2 separate regions of the Homo sapiens genome follow, and region 1 is linked to region 2. Evidence: chromatin loops called from intact Hi-C (ENCODE). Cell type or tissue: PC-9. All regions are shown on one strand. Links, peaks and the distances in the headings refer to the core of each region. The heading gives the core; the rest is flanking DNA. Region 1 has its middle 210 kb from the start of KIAA1217. Region 2 overlaps KIAA1217.

What was found. Hi-C counts contacts between places; a loop is a spot of excess contacts. Peaks named below come from ENCODE experiments on the same cell type or tissue, not always from the same donor. Only the 100,000 strongest peaks of a DNase experiment are listed, where the experiment ranks them.
Region 1: it touches region 2 in a loop (12-fold over the local background); 8 of 110 quality-filtered maps call a loop at or near these places.

The regions. Positions count from the first base shown.
Region 1 is chr10:23,986,176-24,002,549 of GRCh38, reverse strand. It overlaps a transcript of KIAA1217 not described here. Among named protein-coding and RNA genes, the nearest start is that of KIAA1217, 210 kb to the left of the region's middle. In PC-9, for the core only: CTCF peaks have their summits at 7,674 and 7,874 (motif pointing left); no DNase peak of the experiment used is centred there.
Region 2 is chr10:24,374,530-24,390,903 of GRCh38, reverse strand. KIAA1217 reads right to left here. Exons shown (of 21, transcript NM_019590.5): 3 at 9,837-10,035. Among named protein-coding and RNA genes, the nearest start is that of MIR603, 110 kb to the right of the region's middle. RefSeq lists enhancers at 7,170-7,329, 7,480-7,559, 6,657-7,856 and a silencer at 9,765-9,961. In PC-9, for the core only: CTCF peaks have their summits at 6,906 and 7,123; a DNase peak (open chromatin) is centred at 7,043; H3K27ac peaks cover 450 bases.

The DNA.
Region 1 (16,374 bases), core at 3,448-11,447, 390 kb after region 2:
GTAACATCTGAAGTCGGATGGAGCAGAGGTCCCCGCCAGAGCCTCTGGTGGACCCACTGGGCATCTGAGGAGGCCTGGAACAGCAGGAGCAATTTTTGTAAAGAAGGAGAGAGGCAAGTTCTCTGGAATGTTCTAAAAGTGCCTCCGTGGTTAGAGGTGGGGGCAATCTGAGTAAAGTGTGTGACCTAAGACTTGGAGCTGACCCAGGCCCAGCCCTGGACAACCTATGCCTGAGCTCTGTGGAGAGAGGAGACTAAGAATGAATTGGAAAGAACCACAAGTGACTGTGGCCCTGACTAGAAGTTGCTAGTTACCAGCTGTAAGGAGAATTAGGCGGTAAGAGATTGAGGGCAATTGCCACAAATCTGCTCATCTCCCCTCCTTCCGTGGCTCTTCACCTTCCTGAGAATAATATCCACAGCCCTGAGAGCCCCGTGAGATTGTTTACCACAGTCGGCATCAGCTGCCTGCCTCTTGGTTTCTTTTCCCAGCCTCATCTACTATCACAGACCCCATAGGGATCCAATGCCCAACTCACGGCTGAACTACTGGCAGTTGCTTATTCAACTATGTTCTCTCATGACCCCAGCTTTGCTGTGTGTGACACCCTCTGTCTGGAATATCCAGTATCTGCCTGAAAAAAAAATCACCTACACAGCCTGCAAGATACCAGAGCAGCACTCTTTCTTCTGTGAAAACCATAGCAAACTCCTCCTTGTTTAAGTATGGCATGAAGTAGTGGCTAAGAGTGTGCCCTCCAGATGAGATGCTCAGGGTTTGAGTTTAGACATTCCCCTCGCTCAGGCAAACTTCTGTTTCTTACAATCAAGAACTTTCTCTGGTGCAAACACCGCCTTCATACTATTCTTTTGAATCTTCCTATTCAAATCACCACTTTCTATATCAGTTAACCTCTCAAAGACTGTTTCCTCATCTATAAAATGGAAATGATAATGATGGTAATAAAAATACACACATGCCATTTAGTTGTCTTAATAAAATAACTATCTGTGAACCATATAGTAACCTCCCTGGTATACAGTAAAGGCTCAATAAATGCTAAGAATATTTTCATGTATCTCTTATTATAGCATATCTTATGTCACTTAAATACTTGTTTACTTTCTATCTTATCCACTAGAATCTGAACTCTTTGGAGGAGGACCTGTGCCTTACTCATTTTGTGTTTCTCACACCAGAAATAATATTTGTCGCATAGTTCAGTTTGATCATTCATGTAATAAGAACTCACCGAATGGCTGCTCTGTGACAGACATTTGCATATGAAGCATGGCAGATGTATGAATGAATGGGGTCAGGAAAATAGTACATAAGTAACTCCAATTATTACATAAAGACAGTGATTATATTATGTAAGATGAGCCATATTAGTTAAATTATAAGTAGAGCAACATTTCAATTAAAATATACTCACATTGGCGATTAAAGCAGCTGTGTGTGTGTGTGTGTGTGTGTGTGTTTACTTTGCAGTCTGGCCCTATTCTGCAATATCTTTATTGTTAAGGTTTTAATTCAACAAAATCAAACCTCAATGTACTAAAGAACTCCAAGAGATTATCTGGTCTTCATTCAAAAGTTCAGGCCATCAGAGTCCACACATTTTCCCCCACATAACCAATTTCCAGAATGCTGTTTCTTTTTCCTGCCTCTCACTTGCCCTCAGTGCCCATTTGAACACACAGGAGGCCCACGGAGGGCGAGCAGTGCTCGACCTGGGGTGAAGCCCCAATTTGTAGACAAGGCACGGCATCCAACAGCCAGAGGAAGCTGTGTACTTGAATAAATCTGACAGTGTTTTCTCATGCTCATCAATCTTTCCAGCGTGTTTGGTACAGTTGAAAAGCCAGTTGGATTTCCATGACTGTTCAGATCACCACTTGTGCCCCAGGATACTGCATGGCACAGAAATGACATCAGACCTACAAGATACACATTGTGTTACTCAATGCCCGATGTTAATTGCATTAGTCTGTTCTCATACTGCTATAAGGACATACGAGAGACTGGGTAATTTATAAAGGAAAGAGGTTTAATTGACTCACGTTTCCGCAGGGCTGGAGAAGCCTCAGGAAACTTACAATTATGGCAGAAGGCGAAGCAAACCTGTCCTTCTTCACATGGTGGCAGCAAGGAGAAGTGCCGAGCAAAATGGGGAAAAACCCCTTATAAAAACATCAGATCTTGTGATAAATCACTCACTATTACTAGAACAGCATGAGGGTAACTGCCCCCCATGATTCAATTACCTCCCACTGCTTCCTCCTACGACACGTGGGGATTATGAGAACTATAATTCAAGATGAGATTTGGGTGGGGACACAACCAAACCATATCGCTAGTTATATAAAGGTATACTTTTACTGAGTTGGATTTTAAAAGTATACAATGCTAGAAATTATGATAATATATGAACCATGCTTCCAACACTTTTATGAGGTTTACTGTAATCATTTGCTTGTTTGTTAGATAGGGTCTTACTCTATCACCCAGGCTGGACTGCAGTGGTGCAATCACAGCTCACTGTAAGCTCAAACTCCTGGGCTCAAGTGATCCTCCCACTCAGCCTCCTGAGTAGCTGGGACTACAGACTTGTGCCAACATCCCCAGTTATTATTATTTTTTTTAATTTTTAGTAGAGACAGGGCCTTGCTATGTTGTCTAGTCTGGTCTCAAATTCCTGGGCTCAAGCGATCCTCTCGCCTTGGCCTCCCAAAATGCTGGAATCACTTGGGAGGGATCACTATAGTAATCTTAATAAATCAATAGAGGGCACATGATATTTTTATTAGTCAGAGTGTTCTAATACATTTCCCCTTCTATACTGAATATTGCGGGAGAGTCCACCATTCAAAACTCCTTCGCATTATTGGGAAATTCTCTGCCATGTCAGCGAATCTACCCCCTCATCCCTTAATCTAAGTGGAAAGGGTAAGACCCTTCTCAGACGTTTCCCTCCGCCTTCCCCATCTCTGCACCATCCCTGGCCACCAGTGTCCAGGTAGGTGATGTGGGCTCTACTCTAAACCCTGAGGGAAGGACTCAAGATGACGCGAAGGGTAGAAGTAGCAGTGGCAGCAGTGTGAGAGTGGCTTGTGGCAAGAGATGGCAGTGGTGGTTCCCTGGCCACATTGCTCCTGCTCCTTAATTGTCAGTGCCTACTTGGTGCTGCCAGGGTCCAACACTGCCTCCAGCTACTCAAGAGTCAGTGAGTTCTCTGTCTCCTATCCCAGGTCCTGATTCTTGCAATGAGGCACCCTCCCTGGGGCAAACACACAGGTTTCACCCTGTTCTTTTGAATCTTCCTAATTCAAATCAACCAACAGACTAAACAAAGCAACCAACAGCAACACCAAATATACATACAACCATGCAAACCGCTTTATTTGTATTCTGATTTTAAAAGGCAATGCAGTTGTTTTCTTATAAATTGTGTAACAGTGCCCAGAAGAAAAGCAGAAAAAAACTGTATATGGCTATTTTTAGTGATAGTTATTTTCAGAAATATTAATATAAAGCGATCCCAATGATAGAGATCTAGTCTGCATATTTGAATATATATCCAAATATACCATCTGTTGTGCTGTAACTTTTACAATGCCTTCTTTCTGTCTTGAAATATTTCTAAATAAAAACCATAGCCAAACATTAAATCTGGAGTGTACACTCAGCTTTGAATTGCTTTTAAATCAGTAACCATGCTCAATACGAACCATGCTTGTGTTTTTGCTCACAGAATCAAAGTATTTTCAATGCAATGCAAAGGCCCTCTGCTTATGAGAATTCTCTGTTGAGCCAGAGAATCAGTAAGACCTTTTGTAAGTGCCCAGTTTCCCCAACTAATTCTCCCCTGTTGTTCAGAATGAAATTCAGAATATAGTGTCATGGAAATTGAACTGGCCTTTTTAACTGTATCAAACATGGTAGAAAGATTGGTGAGCATGAGAAAACACCAAAAGATTTATCGAAGTACACAGTGTCCTCTGGCTGTTGGCCCCTGTGCCTTGTCTGCAGATTGGGGAATCACCCCAGGTCGGGCAATGCTTGCTCTCCATTGGCCTCCCATGTATTTGAATTAGCATTGAGAGCAAGAGAGAGGCAGGAACGAGAAACAGGGTCCTGGAAATTTGTTCTCTTGGGGCAAGTGCATGGCCACTGATGCCTGAAGATTTGGATGCAGACCAGACAACCTCTTGGGGTCCTTTTCTGCATTGAGGTTTGATTTTTATTGAGTTAAAATCTTAACAATAAAGATATTTTAGGATGGGGCCAGACTGCAAAGTACATAAAAGTCAGGAAGGAGAACACAAAGAAATAAAGGCACCAGGTAAAGGATATTTGTTTGAAGACTTTGCTAAGGTTAAGTCTTTTTTTTTCTTTTTCTTCTTTTTAAAAATATAAGTGAATTTACTAATGTTTGAAAGCAAAGGAGAAAGAGCCAAACGGAGGGTAAAATTGAAAATAGTTGAGAGGACATTCCTGGGGAGTTGGTATAAATGGGATTCAGAGAACAGGCAGTTAGATTAGTTTTGGGGGGAAAAAAAAAAAGAAAGCCCCCTTCTCCATACCTCCTGGCTTCAGGGAGCCATGAACAAAACCAGTCAATGTTCCCTGGAGAAATCACTCCAGGTATAGGCATGGCTGTGCCCTTCTTCCAACCTCCACCATTCCCTACACCTCCCATATAACTGAACTGGCACTGAGAGGGAGACACAAGTAAGAAAGGGAAACAGGGCCCCAGAGATAGGTTCTCTGAAAGAATATACAGGGCCCTGATGCCTGAAGCCTTTAATTCCCTCCATGGATAGAAGGCCACCAAAATGCTGCCAGACAGTGAAAGGCCCAGGTCTGTTACATCTCTCTATCTAGAATTAGATGTAAAGTATATGTTTGAATTCCAAGGAATAAAATGACTTCTCATGGTAGAGAAGGTTTCACATAGAAAATATTATCCTGAAACCTTCCAGCCTGAGCGTCTTCCTATAGCTACCTACCACAAATTATTTTTGTAATAAAAATAAGCTCCCAGAACAAACTAATTACATGGGAGAACAACTTACATTTCACTGCAGTTTCCACAATATATATTTTTCCCATCAAATGTGAGTTAGCCAAAGTAATTAGGAAAAATGATTAGCGAAGCTCTTTATTGAACATGGACCCAAGCAATTAAAAAATTAAAGCATTTCTTTTCATAGTGGCCTTAAACTCTATTTTCTTTTAAGAAGTCCTCAATTTTCCCTTCAATGATACTTTTTGGGGGGACATGTGATAATGTGGGAAAATGTAACCCTTCTCCTGAAAATAATACTAAGTTCTTTTATCCTTCTTTCACAGTAGAACTTCCTGCAAGTTGGTAGGAATCATGAAATGTGGCTGCTTCTTCCTTAAGAAACACTAAAAGCACAAACAGTTGAAATCCCAGTACAAAGCATTCATAGAAGAGACTTGGGAATCACCTTCGAAACAGGTTAGACCATGAAGCTGTGCTGTTTTTCAATTCTCAAGTCATCCTGGGCTTCTAAGAAGTAACAGTGAGTTTTGAAGGCATTTGTATCTCCTCTTTATGCCTTTACATTTTAAAATACTGGGATGCTCAGGAGTAAATAAGAATAAAAACCATGTGACTGAAATCCCATTTTCCCCTGTGAGCTAGTTAAGTATTGTTGGAGTTTCCGCAATACAAGGGTAAACTAGCATCTCTCTTCATTCTTTTGAACTGTGGGAATTCAGGCTTATAGAAAAATCTACTAAAAACAATAAAGATCAAAGTTAAAGTTCATTTTTAAAAAAGCCTTTTAAAATATATTAAAATTTTATAATTTTGTACATAAATTTAGACATGAATGGATTAGTATTAGTTCCAATTATTTCATGGTTGTTTTATGACTTAGGATCTTCATGGAAAATGCAGTTTTCAAGTACTTTGGTATGACAATTAGCAGTTTCAAGTGAAACAGTGGATTTTTTTTCTCAACATTCTTTCAGCGAACATTTACTGTAGGGCTACGGTGTACCAGGCACTGTGACAGGTGTTGGATACACAGTAAAAAAGAAAATAACAGTTTCTGCCGTTGTGTTTGCTGTCTAGGGAAGAAAAACTCACCACAAGGAATTACCGGCCCAGTGCTCCCCTTTCCACATGGAGAAATTGTCTCCTTCCTATATCATAAATCCATTTTGCGGTTATGGTCCCCAAATGCAATACCTTCCCTGTCAATCCGAGGCAAGAAGGCGCATAAGCACAACTACAATAACTTGATTTTCATGGTTCCTGCTTCCTGAAGAGCATAAAGGCAAGATGCTTTCTGAATATCTTTGAAATGACTGCATTTGGTTTGTTTAAGGGCAAAAATGGCTGAATAATGATCTTGGTGCTTCTAGGCATATGCAGAGGCTAGAAGTGGGCAAAAAAGGGAGGCAGGGGAGTTGCTTCTCTATGAAACCAGACACATACCTCTTTGCTATGGGCTAGCACCAACATTTCAACCCCAGTTTGAATTTGCAAAGCATATTTCCATCATCTGTGACATTCATCACGGTACCCCAGTGAGATGGACTGTTTCATGGCTTCCATTTTACTCAAGAGAAATAAGAAACAAGAGGCGAAGTGACTTTCCCAAAGTCAAGAATAGACTGGGGACCAGGATTCAGAGTTTGCAAATCACTGTCCTGTGCTGAGCATGTTCAGCCATACGCTTAACCTTGCCAAAAAAATAAGGGCTCCATTTTTACTGTTTAACTAATTAGAATCAAGACACATCAGGCAGGCAGGCAGCACCTGGTTCATAACACAGTGACATTATTTTATTGCTGTTTCAATCTAAAAACTTAATGTGCTTCCAAACTTCTCAATGCTTTTATGAGACAGTCCCTGGATTGCCGCTTCAACCTGTATCTATTCCCGGGTATCTTACATTTGCAAAATTGCACTGAGAAAATATTACTTAGGAAATAATGAAAACTCAAGTAGGAAGGAAAAATGCTCTCTTAATAATGAGGAAGCCATTTGCCCTAATTTCGTTATATATAGACACAACACACACACTCACACACACACACACACACACACACACACACAGGCCATAATTGGCTGTAATGGAATTGATAAAGTAGGAAATTTGCTTTGAGGGGTTTTTACCCCAAATCCTGCAATTATGAACATGTCAGGTTTCCTAAGCAGTGGTTTTTCCAGAAAGGATTCTATTGTGTTTCTTTTTCCCATTTACCAATTTGATTAGCTTTTTGCCTAAAAGCTAAGAGCAGCATTCTAATTACTCCAGAGCACAGGGGACTTGGTCTTCTGTTATTTTGTAGGATCTTCCAGGAGACCATGATCTCCCCGAGGAACAGAGCCACCCCTGTACTCCTAGTTCCCAGGGCAATGCTTGGCACACGGCAAGTGCTAAACAAAAATGAATCTGAGTGTGAATCTGTTCTCTGCTATTACCAATGCTGCTCTTGGGCTCTTTTAAATTTTAATAACATGGATTGGAGGCAACACTTTAAAAGACACGGAAAAGCAAGTTTTTTTAATTTTTATTTTACAGCTCAGGGTAAGGGTATTACATAATTGTAAATAATGCATTCATATTTCAGATCTTGAAACCAGTGAAAAACAGCCATTTCAGACAAGAAAATAAATGATGACATGCTCCCAGCAAAATTGAATCCTGTATTGGTTATGAAGAGAAAATCCAACCTACGCTTAACAATGCTTCCATATTCACTAAAAGTTTCTACAGTTTTAAAGTTTGAAATGTTGCCCAAGGGTTTTAATGAAGCTCCGGTTCAAGGACAGAAAAGTTGTATGGTTCGGATTTGACTTTGGTCAAGATGAAATGGTTTGTGCACACAGCTTCCTACTGCCCCCTGGTGGGATGATGCTGAACTATGCTCAGAAACCTTCCATCAACCTTAGGGTCAATCCCAGACATGATCTTGGCTTCCACAGCGACACCTTCAAAAAAGGCTGCTGAGTTTAAAGTTAAAACTCTCCTTGACTTTCTGTCCCATTTCTCCAAAGCTTGACCTGGGTAGTAGAAAGAAAGGGCAACTGCTTAAAAGGGCGATGTTAGGACTCCATCCGGAGAACCCAACGATCACGATAGTCCCATGGATAAGGTGGTGTTGGGCTGTGGGACTGTCCTGAGACCTAAAATCAGCACAAAGGAGATTTCCACTACATCAGATGTCCCTGGTCCTCAGCTACCTAATCCCCATCCCTCAAACTCCCACATATCCACACCCCAACCCAAGTGTAATATGCCAACTAAAAGACCATTGAGGTCATGTTCAGCTTCAATAGTCATCAACTTATGGTGTAGAAACCAAGAAAGGCTTGTCAATGGGAGGGTTTTTCTAAGCCAGGTCAGGAACACAGCACAGTCATGACCAGGTTAGACCAAAGACGACTCTAAATCATTCACATTCTCCTCTTTCCCTCTAGGGATCCCCAGATCTGCTCACAAGCTAGAGTAGTCGCTAAGCCTTGGTACTTGCTATCCCATCCACTGCATCAGGAGAAATGCGAAGGCCTGTAACCTCAGGACAGTTTCTCTGTTCTCTTGAATGTTTAGGAGCCTGAGCTGAGACTTAGGCACACCGGGAAGACTCATCCCAATTCACATCTCTTACAAAAGGTGGACTACAGACTGGGTGCGGTTGCTCATGCCTGTAATCCCAGCACTTTGGGAGGCTGAGGTGGGTGGATAACTTGAGGTCTGGAGTTCAAGACCAGCCTGGCCAAAATGGTGAAACCCCGTTTTCTGCTAAAAATCCAAATGTATTTTTGATGAAAACACAAAAATTAGCTGGGTGTGGTAGCATGCACTTGTAATTTCAGCTACTTGGGAGGCTAAGGTAGGAGAATCACTTGAACCCAGGAGGCGAAGGTTGCAGTGAGCTGAGATCATGCCACTGCACTCCAGTCTAGGCAACAGAATGAGACTCTGTCTCAAAAAAAAAAAAAAAAAAAAGCTGGGCTATGGAGAGCCAAACTCTTGGACTCTGGGAAATCTGAAAGAGTTGGATAATCTCCTGGATATCTTCCATGGAGCTTCTGAAGGTATTGACTATTCCTGATTAGGATGAGGGGACTAAGCAATAGCCTAGAACAAGAGAGGAGAGAAGACCATGAAAGTCCTCAAGACTTGCTGTTTAGTCAACTTACACCAGTGGGGATAAAAAGGAAGCTATCAGGCTGGGCGCAGTGGCTCACGCCTGTAGTCCTAGCACTTTGGGAGGGCGAGGCAGGTGGATCACTTGAGGTCAGGAGTTCAAGACCATCCTGGCCAACATGGTGAAACCCCATCTCTACTAAAAATACAAAAATTAGCCGGGTGTGGTGGCTGGTGCCTGTAATCCCAGCTACTTGGGAGGCTGAGGCAGGAGAATTGCTTGAATCCGGGAGGCAGAAGTTGCAGTGAGCCGAGATCTCACCACTGCATTCAAGCCTGGGCAACAGAGTAAGACTCCATCTCAAAAAAAAAAAAAAAAAAAAGGAAGCTATCAGAGTACCTTTGTTCATGGGGACAAGTGACTGCAAGTGGCTCTTAAATGACATATAAGCAAAGAAAAAGAAAGTAAAACTGGCGGTGGTATCACTTATTCCATTGTCCCGCAGTGTTGGTTCAGTTTATCTGGCTGGTTAAGGGTGGCCTTTCTTCCTCCTGCCACCCTCACACTCCATTTGTGTCCCTCCTAGAGTTGCAAGCTCAGTGAAGGAGGATAAATAGTGTGACTCTGTCACAACACAGAAACTCTCCTCGTGCATTTGTAGGGGCCAACAGGCATGCCACTTTGACAGTGTTAGGGGCCCTGTGTCAAATCAGGGCCTGACCTTGAAGCTTCCTTCTAGACCTTTGGCTGGGATGCGTTCCTTCTTATCCCATCACGAGGGCTTCCAAAAAAAAAAAAAAAAAAGAAATGATGGCCCTGTTCTGGCCTTTCTTGTTTGCCAAATAAACATATCTCATGCAGAACACTTCTTATCCTGGGGGGTCTTCAACCTCAAATCAGGACATGAGCATATTCTAAATGATTCCTTTCTGCTGCTTTGCCTTTGTCAGCCTCCATCCCTCTCCTGTTACTCTTGGGTCTCATTCTTGACTTTGAAAAGATGGCAATGGGGTAGGCAAGGATTGCATCTCCTTCTGGATCCATCACGTGAAACACTGATATCTTTGCTAGAAGTTCAAGCCTCACCATTTCTATTTCTATTTCTTGGCTGCTCTGTGAGCTGTATTAACTTTTTAGATTCTTCACTTAGTGAGTTTTTCCTTTTTGAATGGACTTCTGAATACATATTTGCCAAAGTAATTTCCACAATGAATTATCAATAAAAAGAAAACTTATAAATCTACATGGGTAGCAAAATCCAAAGCACTCTAGTTGTCTCAGTTTTGTGGTTTGGGGAGTATTCTTTTATGGTGTTACAGAGTCAGAAAAGTAATTTTACCAGAAGAGAGCCCATAAAATGATGCGTTTTGGGGGGCAACCAGGTAATCATGTCATAATATTAATGGATTGCAAGACAATTTATGTTCTCTACTCTCCACCATGAAAAGTTGACTTACTCATAGGCTTGTAATGAGCAGCCTTGCTATATTTAATGGGATAATGTACTCAGCCTAGTAGTCAAGTTCTCCTAAAACACACCCAACCAGCTACTTCCTATCATGAATCCCCCTGCCCCCAACAGATTATTTTCCTATCTGACACTGGGATATGGGGTGTTTATTACCAACTTAAAGTATGTGTGCATGTTATCGCCTTCCCTAGAATGCCATTCCCTGTCTGCTTCATGTAATTATATCGTACGTCATGGTTGTGATATACTGATATATCATATACGTGAAATGCGGATAGATACGTTCTAGATATATGAATATCTAGATATAGAATCTATGTAGATATCTGAACATATGAACATATATCTAGAACCTACCCCATTTTACAGTCCAGTTCAAATCCAGGGCGGTGTATAGAGATTACTCCCTTTTCTGAACCACAGCACTGAATATATTACACTTGCAGATACAGGATCTATGATCTCACTTCTTCATGCATCCATTTATTTCTTAATTAGAGAATAAGCTCCTTCAGGACCTTGGCTTGTACTTTCGTGTTCCCACTAACCACTTAACTCAGGGCTATGCATATCTGAGTGCTTAGCCAGTACATGATGGGCTACGTGAAAAAAGAACTGAGAAGTCAATGGAAACAGGATGGCAAGAAAATGGTGTCTCAGCACAAAACTGAACAATCGAGTGTACAATGCTAAAAGCTGTTCAAGTGGCTGCATGGGAGCAGGGCCTGAGCTGCATTTTGCTGTAGACCCACAGACTGGGTTTGCAAAGCATGGCTTTTAGCAGAGATTAGGAAAATACCCGACTAGTTTGATGACCCAATCAACATGGATGCAGAATTTGACAATCCTGGCTCTAAATGTCATTTAAGCAGAAAGGCACCATTTCACACTTGGCTTTGCATGTGTAGACAAAGTCACTTGTAACTCTTTATTTTCAAAGGGTAGGTTCCAAGTTCTATTGTCACTTTATCTCACTTGCCTGCAATTCCCTCGCTCATAAAATGAAGGATTTGGGATATTAGGTTGTTCTCCAACGTTCTTTCTACCTCTAAAATTCTATACTCTTATAACCCACTTTCTTAATCTATAGCCCTTTCCTCCCTCTCTGGCTGCCAACCCCTAAGACAGTAAGTCAAGTTATTTTTTAACTAGGACCCTTTGTAGAGATGTCATAGTGCAGCAATTTAAAAATATTAAAGCACAGTTCCTTACATTTTTATTTGCTCATGACTCTTTGCTCTTCCTATAGTAATTTAATGTTTTTGCAAAGCTAGTGGTACTTTAAACAGATATGCCTACTTTGAAAAAAATCAGAAAAAAACAAAGTGCATGCTTTCCTAAAATATATTTTAGAAAATCTTTTTCTCTCCCAGCACCCAAAGATATGACTAATCATTAGAAGAGTGGAGGAGCACCCACAGAAACTGAATTAGGAGAAGGGTGTGGATTCTTTTGATTGAGCATGAATAAAAATCCACCTCATTAAAAAAAGATTATTAACATCAATAATTTAATGGTGAAGGATACTATTTTGCTGAAAAGAGACAAAAATGATTTTTGAGGCCTTCATGAAAAGAAGTAGAAAAGGGAAAGATTTAAGCAGAACTGACAAATAGAAAGATGAAACTTGAAAGTCCAATCCCTTAACGTGTGTGCAGCTTTTTCTAGCCCTTGCTTGGTTGGGATATATGTTGCATGATTTACCTTTGAGGTTAGAAGAGAATACATTTAATCAAATAGTTCTCCTCCTCTCTCTGCCTTGCTTATAATCAATGAATTAATCCCAATGAAGATACTTTTGCAACACACCCAACTCCTTAGCATTCATAAGCTTCATCAAATATGATACCATAAAAAAGGGGACACAGGATCAACTCTCTCCCAAAGCTTGTAGCCATGTCCTTTAAGTGGGACATGTGAGAATAGTACTGTTCTTTGGTGTGTACTTTGTGCTAGATCTGACCAAGGCACTTGCCATTCATTTCTTGGTTTAATCCTTGCTAAAGTCTTAGCAGGTAAGAATGGTCACCTCTTTTTTTCTGACTAGAAAAGAGGCTCAAAAAGATGAAGCAATGTGCAGTCACTAGTGTGTGCAGTAGAATTAGCCTCCCATAAACCTAAACTCTTATCTTCTCAGGTCTGTAGAACTAAGGGGATGTAAACTACTCTGTTAAGTAACTTACAGTTATTTGAAGGTAGTTCTGACATCAAATGTCTTTCTATGATACCACATAGTCTTCCTAAATAAAAATCCCTAATTAAAAGTAATGGGGGTACAGGAACTGATACCCCAAAATATGGCACCTTGGAATATCGAGTATTTTAATCCGAAGGACTTAAGAAAACCACAGAAGCAAAAAGTCTCTCTGATCCTCCATCTTAAAGACTCTCATGTGACAGGTGACCTGCTCTATATTCAGAGGGAAGGAATGTTACAGAGAGGCCAAGGAGAATCTGAACACACAGGCCTTGCTAAGTTCCCCAAGTTTATCAACATTAGATCATACCCCTTTGTCCCTCATACTTCTCCATGACTATCCACTTCTTTATCAAAGCTAACATAAAAAAATACATAGTTTTACACATGTTGGGGTCTCCATTTCTTTATGAAGTATCCTGCGTCACATAAAACTTACATTAAATACATTTGTGTGCTTTTTTCTTTTATTCATCTGTCTTCTGTTATAGAAGCCTCCTCCATGTACCTAGGATGAGTGAGGAAAAGACATTTCTCCTCCTCCTCAATGGTAAATGTTGCTTATTTCTGCAAAGCTGAGGTACAATATGTTTTGTTGTTGCAATCTGAAGTTTCTGTTCCAACTGTTGGAAGTTATGCTTCATATAACTTAGATTATGCTGAGTTTTCCAGAAGAGTCAATGAAATAGAAAAATGTTCAGAAATTAAAATAAAAATTAATGAAAATTGTGCTTTTAATTAATCACATCAGCAAATCGGTGTTTTATATCAAGGTATTACGTAATGAGATTCTAAATCATGTTGCCAAGAATTTCTGTGTAAAACATTTCCATATGGTAAGAGTCTGTAAAATTTTATAGCACATTCACAAATCATTGTGACAAGGAACACTGGTGTTAATTTCTTAAAAGTCAATGTCATTTTCCCAATATCATTTTCTGATTTTATTTTATGGTGCCTTGAAACTTGAAAAACAAACTACATGTTTTCTTAGAAAATCAAAAACAGATACATAATTATTAATGTAAGTAAATAGGCTGACACTGTATAGTTCTCATATACTTAGGGTGTGTTTTAATACATCTTAAAACCTAACAATGAGGCCTATATTATGATGCTAATTTTATTTCTCTTGTACTTCACATGGTTTGTATGCATTTTGCATATTTATTTGTTTGTTTGGTCTTTCTCTGATGCTCCAACCACAAAGTAAGATGGTTCAGAAATATATAAACTCTCCAGTTATTCTAAGCAGAAAGAGATATAAATCATAGAATTCAATGATTAAAGAAATGTTGAAAGGGTGGGAGGAGAAAAAATGTAAATTTGCTACTAGCTTTAAGAGGGTCAGGAAATTTCAGAGACCCCAGGAAACTATTGGTTATAATTATAGTTTTATGAATCTCTGAAACCAGTCATTATAGGAACGCCTTAAAGTGCTAAAAAAATTCCACATCTGCTAAAGCCCAGACGCCTGCTCGCGGAGCAACAATCTGGCTTCTGCCTGTCTTCCAAACTTTGTGAGAATGCTTCTCATTGGCAGAAACTAATCTGGAGCCCTCCTGGCAGAGGATTCTAGAAAACGGAGTTCTCAGGCTTCTAGCCCCTGCGACAGATGGCAAGGGAGTGCTGGACAGCCTACAGATAATTTGTTGAAAGTTCTGAATGAGAAGGATCCACGCTGCTTTTTAAAAAAAAATAAAAATAAAAAAACACTTTTAAATATTCACAGTTTAAATTTCCATTATGGTAAATATTGATAGAGAGAACCCACATAAACAAAAGCTCTCCTTGGTATCCTCAAACATTTTAAGAGTGTAAAGTATCCTACGACTTAAAAGTTTGCAAACCACCTTTAAAATATTTTCAAGATAACAATGAGAGGTTTTGTGAACAGTTAAAAGTGTTTATTTACTAATTAATTCACTTAAAAAACAATAAGATGAGAGGAGCTGGGAAGATGTTGGTCAAAGGATACAGACTTGCAGCTAGATAGGAATACGTTCAAGAGATCTATTGCACAACGTAGTGACTGTAGTTATAAAAATATATTGAATTCTTAAAAATTGCTAAGAGAGTAGATTTTAAGGATTCTTACCACACACACACACGTACACATACACACACACACACACACACAAATAAGAATGTGAGGTAATGAATACATTAATTTGATTTAGCCATTTTGTGATGCATACTTTTTTCAAAACAAGTTGTACATGATAAATATGTATAAGTTTTGTCAATTAAAGTGAATAAATAATGAAATTATTACACATGAACATAAGTACCATATTTTTAAATAAAAATGATGGGTTTTTTTTTAAAAAAACAAAAGTAAGAAGGGTGGCTTTTTTTTTTTTTTTTGAGATGGAGTCTCGCTGTGTCGCCCAGGCTGGAGTGCGGTGTTGCAATCTCAGCTCACTGCAAGCTCCGCCTCCCGGGTTCACGCCATTCTCCTGCCTCAGCCTCCGGAGTAGCTGGGACTACAGGCGTCCACCACCACACCCGGCTAATTTTTTGTATTTTTAGTAGAGACAGGGTTTCACCATGTTAGCCCGGATGGTCTCGATCTCCTGACCTCGTGATACACCTGCCTCTGCCTCCCAAAATGCTGGGATTACAGGTGTGAGCCACCACGCCTGGCCCTTTTTTACGTTTTTGGAAACCTTTTTAACATCTGGCATAACAGATGATGGGTTCACTCTGTGATCATGAAAGAATGGGCAACGCAAAGAACTTTTAAGTATTCTTGTGGAAATAGCTTGGTCTGTGAAGGCCCCCTGACAATTTCTCAGGGCACTCAGGGTCCCAAGACTACACTTTGCTAACCGTTGTATTCATACATACCTAGCCACTAGCATTGACTCTGACGCATGACAGATTCACAGAAGATATTTGTTGAATGAATTAAGGAGTAAAAGGACATTACATTCTTGTATTGTACACTGCACAACGTGTGTAGGCAACAGTCTGTAGATATTTTCAAAGGAAGACTTTCTCTCACATTCATTCTCAGTCCTCATAATTTTGTTGCAGAAAGAAAGGGATTAGCACAGGAAGCCACATTTGCGACATGACATAGAGTTGGCCTTCTGTATTCACAGGTTCCACGTATGTGGACTCAACCAACTGTGGATCAAAAAAATTCATAAAAAAACAACAAAAAATAGCAGTACAGTCATAAAAATAATACAACTAAACCAATACAGTGTAATAACTATTTACATAGCATTTATATTGCATTAGATATTGTAAGTAATCTAGAGATAATTTAAAGTATACCAGATGACATGCATAGGTTATATGCAAATACTACACCATTTTATATCAGAGACTTGAGCATCTGTGGATTTTGGTATTCACTGGAGGATCCTGGAACAAATTCCCCACTGAAACTGAGGGACAACTGTAATTTGATTCAGGCCAGTCTAACACAAAATTGCAAATTGGATGAAGTTTGCGTTCAGTGTCTCCAATTCATGGTCATAGAGTCAGAGAATTCTTACTAGAAGGGACCTGAAAGGTCCCTGTCCCTCTAATATGCTCGAGGCACAGTTTTATGAAT
Region 2 (16,374 bases), core at 4,064-12,063:
AGCCAAGTGAGGAAACCTGGACAACGCTGCCTTTTTTCAGCAAGCCTCATATATGAAAATCCTAGTTGATAAAGGACAAACTGGGGGGATGCTTGTATCACAAAACATGCTTCACTATACTGAAGAAATTTTTGACATATTCCTTACAATGGTTAATTCTTAGCCTGAAATGTTTTACTTAAAGATTGACTCGGTTTTTAAAAAACTACCTCTCAGGACATTCATTACATCAAGTGCGAGAAAACTAAGAGAATGTTTTGGCAAATTAAAGTATTTAAAGACTCCTGCTGAGTATAAAGGACATTTATTCATTTCCTTCCTTCCCTCCCTCCCTCTCTCTTTCTCCCTTTCTTTTGAAATTTCCTCATAATTTTCCTTCCTTCCTTCCTTCCTTCCTTCCTTCCTTCCTTCCTTCCTTCCTTCCTTCCCTCCCTCCCTCCCTCCTTTTTTCCCCCATACTACTGGCCTATTTAATTTTTATTGTGTGTATCGGTTTTATTTTATTGTATTTTTTACCAGTTTAGCATCAGCTCATTTTTCAAATGAGATCTTACATGAAATTGCAGTATTTATAATATAGAACTTCCATGTTCTCTAGAACATAGTTTGAAAACCACACTTACAGCTCCCTGCCAAGCCTCCAGAAGTCATCAACCTATACCCTCCAGCACTTGTCCTATTTCCTGAAACACACAGAACAGGCAGCACTACAATATCTACAAATATAATAAGTTAGGCCCCTGTGCAGTCAGAGATCAGTTGTAGAGAACTGAACTGGTTCAGCCAGTTAAAAAAAATGGATTTATTAAATGGCTTGCAGAATCACTGGGCTGAATCTTCACAGTAAAACTGGGTGACTATAGACCTGGTTTGGTAAAGAGGAAGCTTCCTTAAACTCTGGTCAGGTGTGATTCCAAAGCCATGCTGCCTTGATTGGAAGCTGCCAGCACAGATGCAGAGTTGGGCCTCACCTTCACTTCAGTACTAGAGATGGATGCCTGCCCCAGCAGTCTCAACCCGATCAAGCTGGTGGCCGTGCCCTGGGAGCTTGGCAAATAATGCTGAAAAAAAACAAAACAAAACAAAACAAAAAACCCAAGTCTCCACAACTGCCTTGCTTCTCACCTTCCAGAACCCAGCACATTGGATATTCCAGAAAGAATCTGCTTTCCAGCCTCAGTGGTAGCAGCAGGTGCACTAGGAAGAGACTGGTATGGGTGATTCCAGCCAGACACCCTAACCACCCACTCCCAGCTACTTAGGCCAGGGCGCTGGTTCTGATGCTAGAGAGAATGCTCTGACATTTTGTTGTTGTGGTTGTTGTTGTATTTTCTTTCTTTCTTTTTTTTTTTTATTATACTTTAAGTTCTAGGGTACATGTACACAACGTGCAGGTTTGTTACATATGTATACATGTGCCATGTTGGTGTGCTACACCCATTAACTCATCATTTACATTAGGTATATCTCCTAATGCTATCCCTCCCCCATTCCCCCACCCCACCACAGGCCCCAGTGTGTGATATTCCCCACCCTGTGTCCAAGTGTTCTCATTGTTCAATTCCCACCTATGAGTGAGAACATGTGGTGTTTGGTTTTCTGTCCTTGCGATAGTTTGCTGAGAATGATGGTTTCCAGCTTCATCCATGTCCCTACAAAGGACATGAACTCATCCTTTTTTATGGCTACATAGTATTACATGGTGTATATGTGCCACATTTTCTTAATCCAGTCTATCATTGATGGACGTTTGGGCTGGTTCCAAGTCTTTGCTATTGTGAATAGTGCTGCAATAAACGTACGTGTGTGTGTTTATAGCAGCATGATTTATAATCCTTTGGATATATGCCCAGTAATGGGATGGTTGGGTCAAATGCTATTTCTAGTTCTAGATCCTTGAGGAATCACCACACTGTCTTCCACAATGGTTGAACTAGTTTACAGTCCCACCAACAGTGTAAAAGTGTTCCTATTTCTCCACATCCTCTCCAGCACATGTCGTTTCCTGACTTTTTAATGATCGCCATTCTAACTGGTGTGAGATGGTATCTCATTGTGGATTGATTTGCATTTCTCTGATGACCAGTGATGATGAGCATTTTTTCATGTGTCTGTTGGATGCATAAATGTCTTCTTTTGAGAAGTGTCTGTTCATATCCTTCGCCCGCTTGTTGAAGAGTTTGATTTTTTCTTGTAAATTTGTTTAAGTTCTTTGTAGATTCTGGATATTAGCCCTTTGTCAGGTGGGTAGATTGTAAAAATTTTCTCCCATTCTGTAGGTTGCCTGTTCACTCTGATGGTAGTTTCTTTTGCTGTACAGAAGCTCTTTAGTTTAATTAGATCCCATTTGTCAATTTTGGCTTTTGTTGCCATTGCTTTTGGTGTTTTAGTCATGAAGTCTTTGCCCATGCCTCTGTCCTGAATGGTATTGCCTAGGTTTTCTTCTAGGGTTTTTGCGGTTTTAGGTCTAACATTTAAGCCTTTAATTCATCTTGAATTAATTTTTGTATAAGCTGTAAGGAAGGGATCCAGTTTCAGCTTTCCACATATGGCTAGCCAGTTTTCCCGGCACCATTTATTAAATAAATAGGGAATCCTTTCCCCATTGCTTGTTTTTGTCAGGTTTGTCAAAGATCAGACAGTTGTAGATGTGTGGTATTATTTCTGAGGGCTCTGTTCTGTTCCATTGGTCTGTATCTCTGTTTTGGTACCAGTACCATGCTGTTTTGGTTACTGTAGCCTTGTAGTATAGTTTGAAGTCAGGTAGTGTGATGCCTCCAGCTTTGTTCTTTTGGCTTAGGATTGTCTTGGCTATACAGCCTCTTTTTTGGTTCCATATGAACTTTAAAGTAGTCTTTTCCAATTCTGTGAAGAAAGTCATTGGTAGCTTGATGGGGATGGCATTGAATCTATAAATTACCTTGGGCAGTATGGCCATTTTCACAATATTGACTCTTCCTATCCATGAGCATGGAATGTTCTTCCATTTGTTTGTGTCCTCTTTTATTTCGTTGAGAAGTGGTTTGTAGTTCTCCTTGAAGAGGTCCTTCACATCCCTTGTAAGTTGGATTCCTAGGTATTTTATTCTCTTTGAAGCAATTGTGAATGGGAGTTCACTCATGATTTGGCTCTCTGTTTGTCTGTTATTGGTGTATAGGAATGCTTGTGATTTTTGCACATTGATTTTGTATCCTGAGACTTTGCTGAAGTTGCTTATCAGCTTAAGGAGATTTTGGGCTGAGACAACGGGGGTTTTTAAATATACAGTCATGTCACCTGCAAACAGGGAGAATTTGACTTCCTCTTTTCCTAATTGAATACCCTTTATTTCTTTCTCTTGCCTGATTGCCCTGGCCAGAACTTCCAACACTATGTTGAATAGGAGTAGTGAGAAAGGGCATCCCTGTCTTCTACCAGTTTTCAAAGGGAATGCTTCCAGTTTTTGCCCATTCAGTATGATATTGGCTGTGGGTTTGTCATAAGTAGCTCTTATTATTTTGAGATATGTCCCATCAATACCTAGTTTATTGAAAGTTTTTAGCATGAAGGCTGTTTAATCTTGTCGAAGGCCTTTTCTGCATCTATTGAGATAATCATGTGGTTTTTGTCTTTGGTTCTGTTTATATGATGGATTATGTTTATTGATTTGCGTAAGTTGAACCAGCCTTGCATCCCAGGGATGAAGCCAACTTGATTTTGGTGGATAAGCCTTTTGATGTGCTGCTGGATTCAGTTTGCCAGAATTTTACTGAGAATTTTTGCATCAATGTTCATCAGGGATATTGGTCTAAAATTCTCTTTTTTTGTTGTGTGTCTGCCTGCTCTGACATTTTCTATGCTAGCAGCCTAAGAGCCTGACCATGAACTTATTGACCTGCTATGAAACTCCCTTCTGCGAATTTTTGTTTTTACAGTATTACTTTTCAATAACTACAAGGTCTTAGAAAAAACAAATTTCATAAATGTTTCACTTACTCTACAGAGCAATACTTCTTTTCATTTGTTTAAAATTCTTTTATCTTTTGGGCCAGGTGCAGTGGCCCATGCCTGTAATCCCAGCATTTTAAGAGGCCAATGTGGGAGGATCACTTGAGGCCAGGTGTTTGAGACCAGCAGAAAACACAGCAAGACCCCATTTCTAAAAAAAAATAAAAACAGAAAAATTAGCTGGGCATGGTGGTGTGCACTTGTAGTCCCAGCTACTCAGGAGGATGAGGTGGGAGGATTGCTTGAGTCAGGGACTTCAAGGCTGCAGTGAGCTATGTTTGTGCCACTGTACTCCAGCCTGGGCAACAGAGAAAGACCCTGTCTCTAAATAAATAAATAAATAAATAAATAAAATAGATTTATTTTTGAATATTCAAGAAATAACTGTTCACATTCAGACAGTCTCACATTAGTCTTACAGTTGTTGCCCCCTCTTTGTTTTCATCTTTAGAGACAGACAATTCATCAATTCCTTTGCCCTGATTTCCTACTCAGCCTTGCATGTACACAGGATGGAAGATTCTGGCAATTATGAGCCTTCTTTTCCTTAAATTCCCATAGGGAATGATAAGCATCAAAGTTAATCATGTTGGAATAAAAGAACAGCCACACAGATATTCAATAATTCGTCCCCCTGAGGAACTTCTCCCTCTAACCAGTCTAAAATCCTCCTATGCCACTTAAGATCATTTTTGCTTTTTCAGTCTGAGTGTTTCAGAGGCAGTTTGTTGCAGAAATGGGAACTCCTCTGGCTGCCGGGCTGGTCAGTGAGGTCTCTTTTCTAAAGCTATGCATTCAGAATATGGTCAACAAAGGAATCTGTCTGCATCAAGAAGTTGCTGCTGTTGTTCCTGTTTTCACATGAGTCTTATTTTCAAATTCCTGAGGGCTCACAGAAGAGTGGGAACATCTTGTGGCTACCCTTTCCCCGAAGGCCGACTACGCAGTGGCCAGACACCAACCCCCGCCCATGGTCACATTCCAGACAGGCATTTCTAAGACAGCACCATGATTAAAAGGAAACTACTCCATCATTAAGACTCCAGACCTAATATCAGCCCGACCATTTTTCATGGAAATTATTTCTGCAACCAAATTCTATTGGAAGGCGGTTTTCACTTTACTTTTTAGTCTTCCTTTCTCCTGGTCTTCTCTATTTTCACTGAAGAGAGAGTAAAGGAGAAGTGGCATAAATTCCACTGAAAAGAATTTCAGCTGGGCTCTGGATGAGAGGAAAGGGCAGGGAACCCATCACTCTGTGGAAGTACAGATTTAGACACGATAGGTTGTTGGAACCTGGCGTTGGGATAAGTCAGTGCTGCTGAACCCATCAATTTCTTTCTTTACCTTTCTTCTTTGTAAATTTCTAGGCTCTAAGCCTCAGAAAGGACTTGTGTGTTGCTGTCACTTGGCTCTGTCTGAATGTCAAAATGCTTCTCCCAAATGAGAAGTAGACACCTTGCATCCCAGGACAGCACCCGAGGGAGACCATTACACAGACACCAGTGATGTCTAAGACGGGTCCAAAACACAGCTACTGTTCCCCACACTTTCTCTTGCATGTCTTTTAACACCATTTGCGAAATGCACCATGCTCAGCCTTCCTGCATTTCTCCCAGCCCCCAAATACACTGAAGCAATAGAAATGAGGACTTATTCAAGTGGAGAAACTAAGAGGCAGGCAGGTTTATCTCCAGGCACAGGCAGACTGAAGTGAGGGAAGGCTTCCTCTCCTCTCAGGAGCCGGAGTGGTGTGAGGATTCCATCTTGTCCTGGCTCCACCCTCAAGTTGCCTAGCCCTCCCCTTTCTGTGCTGCCTGAGCTGGGGAAGGACTCCAGTGACAAACTGTGGCACCACGTGCCAGTGTACAGGCCGGGAACTGGGCTTTCCTCACTCTCCTTACTCCAGGCCCCGTGGCTGGGGGCTGGCAGTAACAGTGTCTGATGCTCCTGGGGTTACATGAGGGGCCAGCACTGGGGTGAGGTCAACAAGACGCATACCTCCAGTGCAAAATTTAAGGGTCTCCCAAAAGCTCAGTGATCATGATAAATAATGTCTTTGTGCAATACTTTTAAAAAGCAGGTGGGTGTGGTGGCTCACGCCAGTAATCCCAGCACTTTAGGAGGCCAAGGCAGGCGGATCACGAGGTCAGGAGATCGAGACCATCCTGGCTAACATGGTGAAACCTGGTCTCTACTAAAAATACTAAAAAATTAGCCAGGCATGGTGGCAGGCACCTGCGTCCCAGCTACTCAGGAGGCTGAGGCAGGAGAATGGCGTGAACCCGGGAGACAGAGATTGCGGTGAGCCGAGATCGTTCCACTGCACTCCAGCCTGGGCGACACTGAGCCAGCTGGGTTGATGTTGCCCTTGACAGCCTCTTTGTCCAAATCCATGGAATGTACAACAGCAAGAGTGAACCCCAGTGTAAACTATGGACTCTGGGTGATATCAATGTGTCGGTCTCATTTCATTGATCGTAACAAACGTACCACTCTAGTAGGGTATGCTGATCATGGGGGAGGCTGTTCATGCGTGGAGGCCAAGGGTGTATGGGAACTGTCTGTACTTTCTGCTCGATCTTGTTACAAACCTAAAAAATTGCTCCTAAAAAATAAAATGATAAAAAAAATTCATGATAAACCATCAAAATTTTAAATAAAGGCAAGATCAACAGGGCTTCATGAGAGAACTTAAAACTCTATGGATTGAGATAAAGTGACAACATACAGATGCCAAAAGACACCCAGGGCTTCCAGATGGCATCAACAGCGGGTTTCCAGGGGGGTTACAGCTCAAAGTATCCAGTCGGCATATCTGAGGCCCCATGGAGTTGCAGCTGTGCTTCTGGGCCACCCAGGTGCTGGTAGACACCCTGCTCATGGCCGGGGCTCTCTGGGGAGCACTGTTTATCCCAGGAACCCGTGCGTCTGTGTGTTAAATAAGGCCAGGCAGGCGGGGAGTTTCCCAAAGACTAAGCTGAGCAAGGCCCCTGGGAGGGAGACTGCATTTGCACTTGCTGTGAGTCACATTTTCCTTTTTATTTCCCGTCCAGGCTCAACTGGATTACGCCATAAGGGCCAGGTGCGGCTGGGGGGACATTCCCCAATCGGCCACAAAGAGGCGGTCAAGGGCAACATCAACCCAGCTGGCCCAGTGCCAGCCTCATTTTCTGGAACCAGAGCTTCCCTTGGCTTTGGCAAGAAACTTCTCATTTCTCTCCTCTCCTCTTACTGTGTTCCTTTGTTTCTATCCAGGAGTAGTGAAAAATGGCAGGCCAAAAAGCCCCTCACAGGGAGGGCAGAATAAACAGGTCAGATGCATTTTTCAGCCTGCTGTGACAGCACACCGGCACTCTACAGCAAAGGATGCTGAGTAAAATGGAGCAATTTGCAGAAGCGTGGCCACCCCGTGCGAAAACACCCGCCACCCTCAGCCATTCCTTGGGCAAGCCGGCCCCAGCTCCTGCAGCCTCTCTGCCCCAAGGCTTGGTTCCTGAACCCAGCAAGTCTCAACCTGCACTGCCAACCGTTCTTGGCTGCAGAGGAAATTCCTTCCTTTAAGACAAAAGATCCATTATCCGACAGAGTCAAAGTTCCCCCAGGTATGGGGGAAGGCGGACAGGCATTTATTCTTATCTTCGTTTTGGTTTGCAGAGCTGAGGTTATCTTTACAGAGACCTGAGCTCATTTCCTCCAAGCACAAAGGAGAAATCCCATTCCTTGCCTGGCTCCTAAGTGTGAGTGGAGTTAAGAAAGCACAAGTTTCAGGCCAGACATGCTGGCTCATGCCTATAATCCCAGCATTTTGTGAGGTTAAGGTGGGAGGATTACTTGAGTCCAGGAATTCCAGACCAGCCTGGGCAACATAGTGAGACCCCATCTCTACAAAAAATAAAAAATTAGCCAGGCGCCTGGGTGCGTGCCTGTAGTCCCATCTACTCTGAAGGCTGAGATGGGAGGATCCCTTGAACGTGGGAAGTCGAGGCTGTAGTGAATCATGATCATGCCATTGCACTCCAGCCTGGGTGACAGAGCAAAACTCTGTCTCAAGAAAAAAAAAAAAAAAAAAGAAAAGAAAAACCACAAATTTCTTGAATCCACACAGAAAGCCCCAGCCTGGTGACGGTGTGGAAGCCTGTGTCATCTTGACACTGTCTTGGCCCATGATGCTCCTTGGGTGTGTCCCTCCCCTGTGTGTCCTTGTCCCTTCATTTGTAAGATCATGTTAATGGGAACTGGAGCCCTGGACTTCCCACTGCTGCCACTTAATTAAGTGTGTGAGCTCAAACAAGCAAACACACACATAAACAAAAAGCACATTTTCTGTGGTCTTCTCTCATTTATACAATGAGGATCCTAGATTACTAACCTAAGATCAAATTTTAATTTGATCTTAATTTGATCAAAATTTAATTTGACACAAAATTTAATGTTAAATATTAATATTGATAATACAAATAATAACAAAGTTGTAGGGTTTTTTTTTAGGACAGCTAGGACAATGTCTGAATTCAGTCTGCTTGGGTCATTATCTGCAGCAAAGGAACTAAAATCAGGGTACCTTCTCTCACATCAATCTTTTTCTTTCTTCTCCCAGCAAGGCATTTGCTCAGTTTTACATGGCAGAGTTCAGCTGTCTTTTGCACGTGCTAGACTCTGAAGGCTTTTGCATGTTGACTCTTTTCCTGTCCCCTCTTATCCCCAAGCCCATCTGTTTGCAAACACAAGTACCCAAATCAGAACCTTAACATGGCAATGAAGCATAAGAAACATCTGCCCCCTTGACAGAGAGGTCTAAATCCTCACGACTTGTCCATTTTGTTAAAGCGCCAAAAAAAGCAATTAAAAAAGCAAAGCAAGATAGAAAGTAAACTTCCAATACAAAAAAAAAAAAAAGGAAATGATACGTGGTAAAATCATAAAAAGAATCCTTCTGCCTTTCAGAAAAGCTGTGCCCTACACACACCAAGCCCCTCTATCCTTTCACGTGGTAGTGGGAACAGCCTCGTGTTTATGGTTCTTATGAACAGTCATGCAGATGTTAGCCACATTGTCCCTTTTTGTCATCTCCTCCACTGGACTACCAGACAGGTGCAGCAGGGCTGGTGGAAACCCACACCACTGGGTACAAATGCCAACTGTCCTGGCCTCTGGGACTGGAGAGGAGGGTTGCAAGGTGAGAAGAGGATCATTCTACGGTCAGTTCCTCACAATTTCCTATAGAGCACTGGTCCCTAATTTTTTTTGGCACCAGGGACTGGTTTCATGAAAGACAGTTTTTCCATGGATGGCAGATGGTTTCGGAATGAAACTGCTCCATCTCGGATCATCAGGCATTAGTTAGATTCTCATAAGGAGCATGCAACCTAGATCCCTCACTCATGCAGTTCATAATAGGGTTCAGCTCCTATGAGAAGCGGATGCCACAGCTGATCTGACAGGAGGCGGAGCTCAGGCGGTAATGCTTGCTCATCCTCTGCTCACCTCTTGCTGTGTGGTCTGTTTCCTAACAGGCCACAGACTGGTACTGGTCCATGGCCTGGGGACTGGGGACTCCTGCTGTATAGTAGCAGGAACATAGGTAAAATACTACTAGCCTCTTGGCTTGAATTGCTAATCCCAACCACTTCTGAAAGTGCCCAGCCTCAAAATCAGCTTGCACTTGACCTGATTACCCAGCAGGCAAATCCTCAATGCTTGATATTAAACCAATGAAGTTTCCCAGTACTAGAGTATTTGCAAATCAAGATCAAATTAATGTTGAATGAAAGAGTATAGGTTCAGTAGTATAACAACAAACGCATTCAGTAAGAAAGGGGCATCAGAAACTGCCTTCTAAAGCTTACCCAGAGATCTTTCTTTCGTCTGGTTGGTTGACCTCACCACAGGAAGGCTCGCACGAGTCCGGCTGCCTCTGGAAAAAGGGGTTGGAGCATCCCCCTCAGACATGGCTTCCAAAGAATCAGCGGACGTCTCTGATAAATGCTCGACCGGGTCACCCAGACTGGGTGGTTGAGGACTGTGAGACAGTTTGGGGCTCCTTGTCTGCAAAAGGCATTTTAAAGAAAGTGGGAAAATAGACTATTATTAATCGTGTGGAAAATATGTCCAATGCCATTTCTATTAATCTGGAAAAATAATATGGCAAGGGGTAACAGTCCATCACAAGGGTTAGATAGGGAAAACTAAAGACCCAGTGGGTCAAAGTATCAGTTGTGAAAATTACCGGAAAATAACATTGCCCTTAAGTGTTCCATTGTATTTATTTATTTATTTATTTATTTATTTATTTATTTATTGCCAGAGTGCAGTGGTGTGAGATCGGCTCACTACAACCTCCACCTCCGGTTTTCAAGCAATTCTTGTGCCTCAGCCTCCTGAATAACTGGGACTACAGGTGTGCCCCAACATGCCTGGCTAGTTTTTGTGTTTTTTAGCAGAGATGGGGTTTCACCATGATGGCCAGGCTTTGAGTACTTTGAGTACTCTTGAACTCCTGACCTCAGGTGATCCGCCTGCCTCGGCCTCCCAAAGTGCTAGGATTATAGGCGTGACCCGCTGCACCTGGTCTCCATTAAGATTTTTATTGTTTGACTTATGTGGTGCATTTTGAACAGGGAGTTGAGGACAAGCCACATTATAAGAAAGTGACAGCAAAACAATTCCTTTTGCCCGACAAATTCTAACAGTGCTTTCACAACAGATGGGACTGTATACTCTTCTACGCACCCTAGATGGATGAGCTACTAATACCAGAGTAAATTGAACACAACTGGTCCTTCAGAGTCTCATACCAAGACTGTTTCCACAATCAGTAAACTCACATTGCAAGGGAGATTTTTATTTTATTTTATTTTTTCTGAGATGGCGTTTCATTCTTGTTGCTCAGACTGGAGTGCAGTGGTGCCATCTTGGCTCACTTCAACCTCTGCCTCCTGGGTTCAAGCAATTCTCCTGCCTCAACCTCCCAAGTAGCTGGGATTACAGGCATGTACCATCATGCCCAGCTAATTTTTGTATTTTTAGTAGAGATGGGGTTTTGCCACGTTGGCTAGGGTGGTCTCAAACTCCTGACTTCAGGTGATGCACCTGCCTCAGCCTCCCAAAGTGCTGGGATTCCAAGGTGCGAGCTACCATGCCCGGCCTTATTAATGATTTTTGAACAAGGTACCCTGACAATTCTTTAGCCAGTCCTGCCTTGAGTTTTGGGCTACAGATTTGTTTCAGGGATGCCCAAGGTGTGCCTGATACTCTAGCAGTACCCTTTGAGAATGGGATGAGCAGCTTCTTGCTAAAAGTACAAGACGACCCCTCTCAACAGAACCAATTGCATTATCCAGACAATCACACCTTCCTACATGCCTCTCAGGACCTTCCCATAGAGGAAAGCAGGGATAAGGTCAGTACCTTCCGCCCTGTGTTTCTTAAGGGATGTGGCTTCAAGGAGATGACTGGGTGTTCTACAGGAAACTCAGCAAAGATATGCCAATATCATGACCAGAAAGGACATGCATTAACAGTGAAATTGTCTCCTTTGGTTAATTTTTCTGTACAAGTCCCCAAAGTGGTGCATTCCTAGATTTATTTTTTACAAAGTCTGCTTCTGTTATGGGGATCTGGCTTTGACACACATTACAAGTATTTGACCAGGAAAATTATCCCTAAATCACTGCCCAGTTCACCAAGATTTAGACAAATTCACGTGGTCCTCAGTGAAGTAGCTTCCTCCTTACTGTGCTCAGCAGAATATCAAGGTATGATGTCCTCATTCCTGACATTTTTTTTTAAAGAAGGTAGATTCAGTTTAGCAAGATAGCCAAGAAATAATATTACTTTAAGCAACATGGCTACATTTATAACCTCTGCCTTTTGGTCATCTTTATAGCTCACGGCAGAAACCATACATTTGATGAGTTGTCATTTTCCATTGCAGAAGGTAATAATCCTTGAAGAAAATCAAAATCAAATCTCTGTTTCTTGTTCAGGGTCATCGTAGTGGTAGGTAAGTAGAAAAATCAGAGATGCAGGGCTATATATTTTTTCTCCCCTCACTTCCTAAACATAGCTATTTAGCTCCAAATGTAAACTCCTCTTTTTGTTGTTATTCACGTTCTCACTGAAAACGATCACTACATATTAGCAGTCTCCTCACACGCAGTACCCTCCCCTCTGATGCCAGCTTGCTGCTGAGACATCATTTAGTTCAGAGAAAAGACAATGGAAATTGCTGACACTTGTGCCAGATACCCTGTGATCTGATATGCTGGAAAAAAAAAAAGTCAAAATAGCATTTTGGAACAGTGCTAGGCACCATGGGTAAAAGTGGACCAGAGATAAAAGTTCTTGAGCTCGTCAAGCATGTAAGGTCTATATGGGGGCAAAAGATAATATATATGCAATAGATGGACAGGAAGAATGAAGAGGCACATCACCCTGGGTGCAGAAGGAGTCTGGGGCAGTAACTGCTGAGTTTAAAGGGGCATCAGGGGAGGAGGAAGAGTGTAGGTGAGGGAGGTGCGAGGGTTGCTCTGAACTGGGCAATAAAGTACAGGGCTACCCACTCCCAGCCTGGTCTTTCCTGATTGGACTGAACAGTAGTCACCTGATCTTAGCTGGATCAATCAAATTCTCGCCCCTGGAAATGTCTTTCCTGATTGGGTCAAGAAGTAGTTACCTGAACTTAGCTGGTCCAATTAAACTCTCAATTGTAAATTTAGATCTGGGACAGAGGATCTATTAGTCAATGTCTACAGAGAACTTGAAACAACTTAGTTTTCAACTTGAAGCTGTGGTTAACGTGGGCAGGAAAAGTGAAACAGAAAAAAGTGCAGAGAAAAAAAATAAAGCGAATCTGTATTAAAAAACAGAGATGTGAGACCCCCACGATCTTCAGAGAGCACAAAAGATAAGACAGCAGCCATCTGGGGTCTCCTGGGCTTCCCACTTTCTGTTTCCAGTACACTGTGGGGTCCTTCCAATGAATTCCTTCAATTAATTCAGTTTTTGTTCTTGCACTAGTTTGGGATAACGGTGCCTTACAAGCAAACCACCGCTGACCAACACCAATTCTAATGGTTCCTCCTGGCTAAGCTGCTAGGATGCTCACATATTCATATTAGTAAGAACCATGGAGAAAGCTAAACTCTCTGGAGCTTATTTCCATAATCATAGTTCCCATTATTTTATATTTCATAGATGAAAATTTCTAAAGAAATATTTCCCCCAAATTTATGAGGGGTTACAATACAAGGATGTTGATTTTATTTTGCAAAGTAAGAGGCATTAAAGAAATCTTACTCTCTGTGGTATCATTTTTTTACCATAAGAAAGGAAAGATACTTTAATACCAAAAAAGGGGGAAGCAAACACAATTTCAGGTTTGATCTAGTGAAAAATTCTTTATGTTGGAGTTAGTGTTCTCATTTTGCCTCCGGTGAAAACTTTTCTCAGTCATGCATGGCCTACAGCTTGGTGTTTGAAGCTGCTACCCTAAGCTGCTGAGTGGAGAGCTATGCCTAACTGAGGAGGAAGCAGGGGATGGTGGGAATATTCTCTGAGCCACGTGAGCAGGACTCAAGGGTCTGTAAGACTGGATTTTCCTCCTTGCTCCATGGAGATCCATGACACCAATCTCCCTCTGTTTCCATCACAACCTTGTAAAGACTTCCCCAAATCATTAGGCAACCCCAAACCCGCAAACCCAAATGGTAAGCCCTTTGGGGTCATGCATGAAGGGGGTGGTCTGTATAATCAGGCCACCTGAACCCCACTTGTCCTTTCTATTCTTCTCTTCTTCGAAGGGGTCTCTCTGTCACGAAGACATTCTGGTGTCATTGGCTCAATGCAGCTCTCTCCTCTTCTGCATCTGTGATTGACCCTATAGAAATATTCTCTTCCTAATGAAAGGATGAGGGAAGAAATAAAGGACCCAACATAACAGGTGCCTGCTGCTCTGTATCAAGTAACTGTCATGTGGTAACCTAATTTAACCTTCCCTGTAACCTCACACTACTGATTACCACTGAGAAAATAGAAAAAGCAGCTTGCCCTGAAACTCTACCAAATGAAAGGAGCAAAGATCACGTGTGGCGCACTCCAGAGTTGACACCAGTGGTAAGATTGGTTGGTTGGTCATTCATTCATTCATTCATTCAGTCAGACAGGGTCTCTATTGCCCAGGCTGGAGTGCAGTGGTAAGATTATGGCTCACTGCAGCCTCGATCTCCCAGGCTCAAGCGATCCTCCCACCTCAGCCTCCTGAGTAGCTGGGACTACAGGTGTGTACCATCATGCCCAGCTAATTGTTTTAATTTGTAGTAGACGAGGTCTCACTTTGTTGCCCAGGCTGGTCTCAAACTCCTAAGCTTAAGCGATCCTTTCATCTCAGTCTCCCAAAGTGCTAGGATTACAGGTGTGAGCCACTGCACCCTGCCTAAAATTTTTATTTAACCAGGAGTCTGGGAATGCTAGTTCTAGTTCAGCTTCTGCCAAAAACTGGTCCACATATAACCTCGTTGAGTCACAGGTATCTCATCTGTAAGGCCAGAGGTTGAGCTAGTTGGTGTCTCAGATCCCTTGCAGGACCAAAACTTTCTAACTCTAAGTACACATCATATAAGAAGAAAAGATCATGTCATCCAGAAAAACAGTTTACTGAGATTTCCTTCGAATTATTTATCCTATAGCACCTGCTCCATAGATATATGTAGCTAGGTAGTGCTAAGATCTGGCTTTCCGCATTTATGTCCTCAAGTGTATGCAACATAGTTGAACAGCATTAATTTTTAAAAGACGGTCATGATTTCATTTTAACATCATGAACAAATATTTGCTGAAATGTTCACCAAGTGCACTGTTCTGCGAGGGAGATCAGATTTATTCATATTCTTTGCAATGCTATTGGATTTGGAGATAACAACAAAGATAAAAGAAAGTTAGAGCTAGAGGTATTGATGATGTATTTTTCATTCCCGTTTTCAGACCCTTAAACCCTAAATTGAAATGCCGAGGTCCAGAAAATGAACCTGCAAATGTAGCTTTACGTAATATGTTAATTGCCAGGAACAGTGGGGTGTCTGGCTAGCCAAGGTATTCACTTTGCTTCAGATTACGTTCTATTGTGAAAAGAAAAATCAACATTGCCGTGATGAAGTTTTACTTCATCCTAATTAATGCCCAATTTGCCACAGGGCATTTGAAAATACAATGAAGTTTTCCACATGCAAATGTATTTGGAATGACTCATTCCTAGCACTCATTAAAGGACATGGTTAATTTAATCATGACATTCAGACACTTTAGCCCCATTTCTTTCACTTGTGAAACTTTCAACTCAAACCCAGTCAAAATTCTGATTTCAGTTGAAGAGAACATTCTAGTTGCTAGGTACTTTTATTAAAAATTCCAGGAACAAAATATTAAATTAACAAATAAATCATCCACAGAATTTAGGTTTTCTCTACCATTCCTGCTTCACGGTACTCCAAAGGAAAATTAATAAACTCTCACTTTGGAAGCTCTACGCTTCTAAATTTGCTTACAGAGTCCTTTTTACAAGCCACAGTGCAGTTGCCTTTTTCCCATTTTCTGCTCTCCTTCTAGTTTCCTGTCTTTAATGTCCATGCTGGGTTGAGGACTAAGGGTGGGAAGGAAGACAGGGAGCTCCATCGGGCACACCTGGCTTCTATCTTATCTCCCATCCTTACATAAACCCATCCCTGGTGACAGCATCAGCTGAGGCCTTCTTCCTCCAGTTGGCCACCACCTGCCATTCTCTGGTGAGTCCTGTGACCAACAGCCAGGTGTATATTTCGAACAGCGAGCCCTGGGGTCAGGTACAGTGGCTCACACCTGTAATCCCAGAACTTTGGGAGGCCTAGGCAGGTGGATTGCTTGAGCCCAGGAGTTCAAGACCAGCATGGGCAACCTAGTTGAGACTCTGTCTCTACAAAAAATTAAAAAATTAGCCAGGTGTGGTGCTGCACACGTGTAGTTCCAGCCACTGGGGAGGCTGAGGCAGGAGGATGGCTTGAGCCCGAGGTTGAAGCTGCAGTGAGCTAGGGTGACACCACTGCACATCAGCCTGGGAGAAAGAACAAGACTCCCATCTCTAAAAAATAACAGAAGAATACAAAATTTAAAAAAAGAACAGCAAGGCTTAGCTATGCATGTCTTCTTGGCAACTTCCCACGGCTTCTGTGGCTTATGGACAGAAAAGCAAAATCTGAATGATATCTCCCCAGTGCCATTCTTGCAACTATGATCACTCTGGGTAATAGACTGAGACACCCATGATTCTAAAATACAACGGGTGGATGTGAGAACTGCAACACAAATGGAGAAGAGAACTGTAGTTAGTTTTATTATGATCTTGCAATTTTGGGG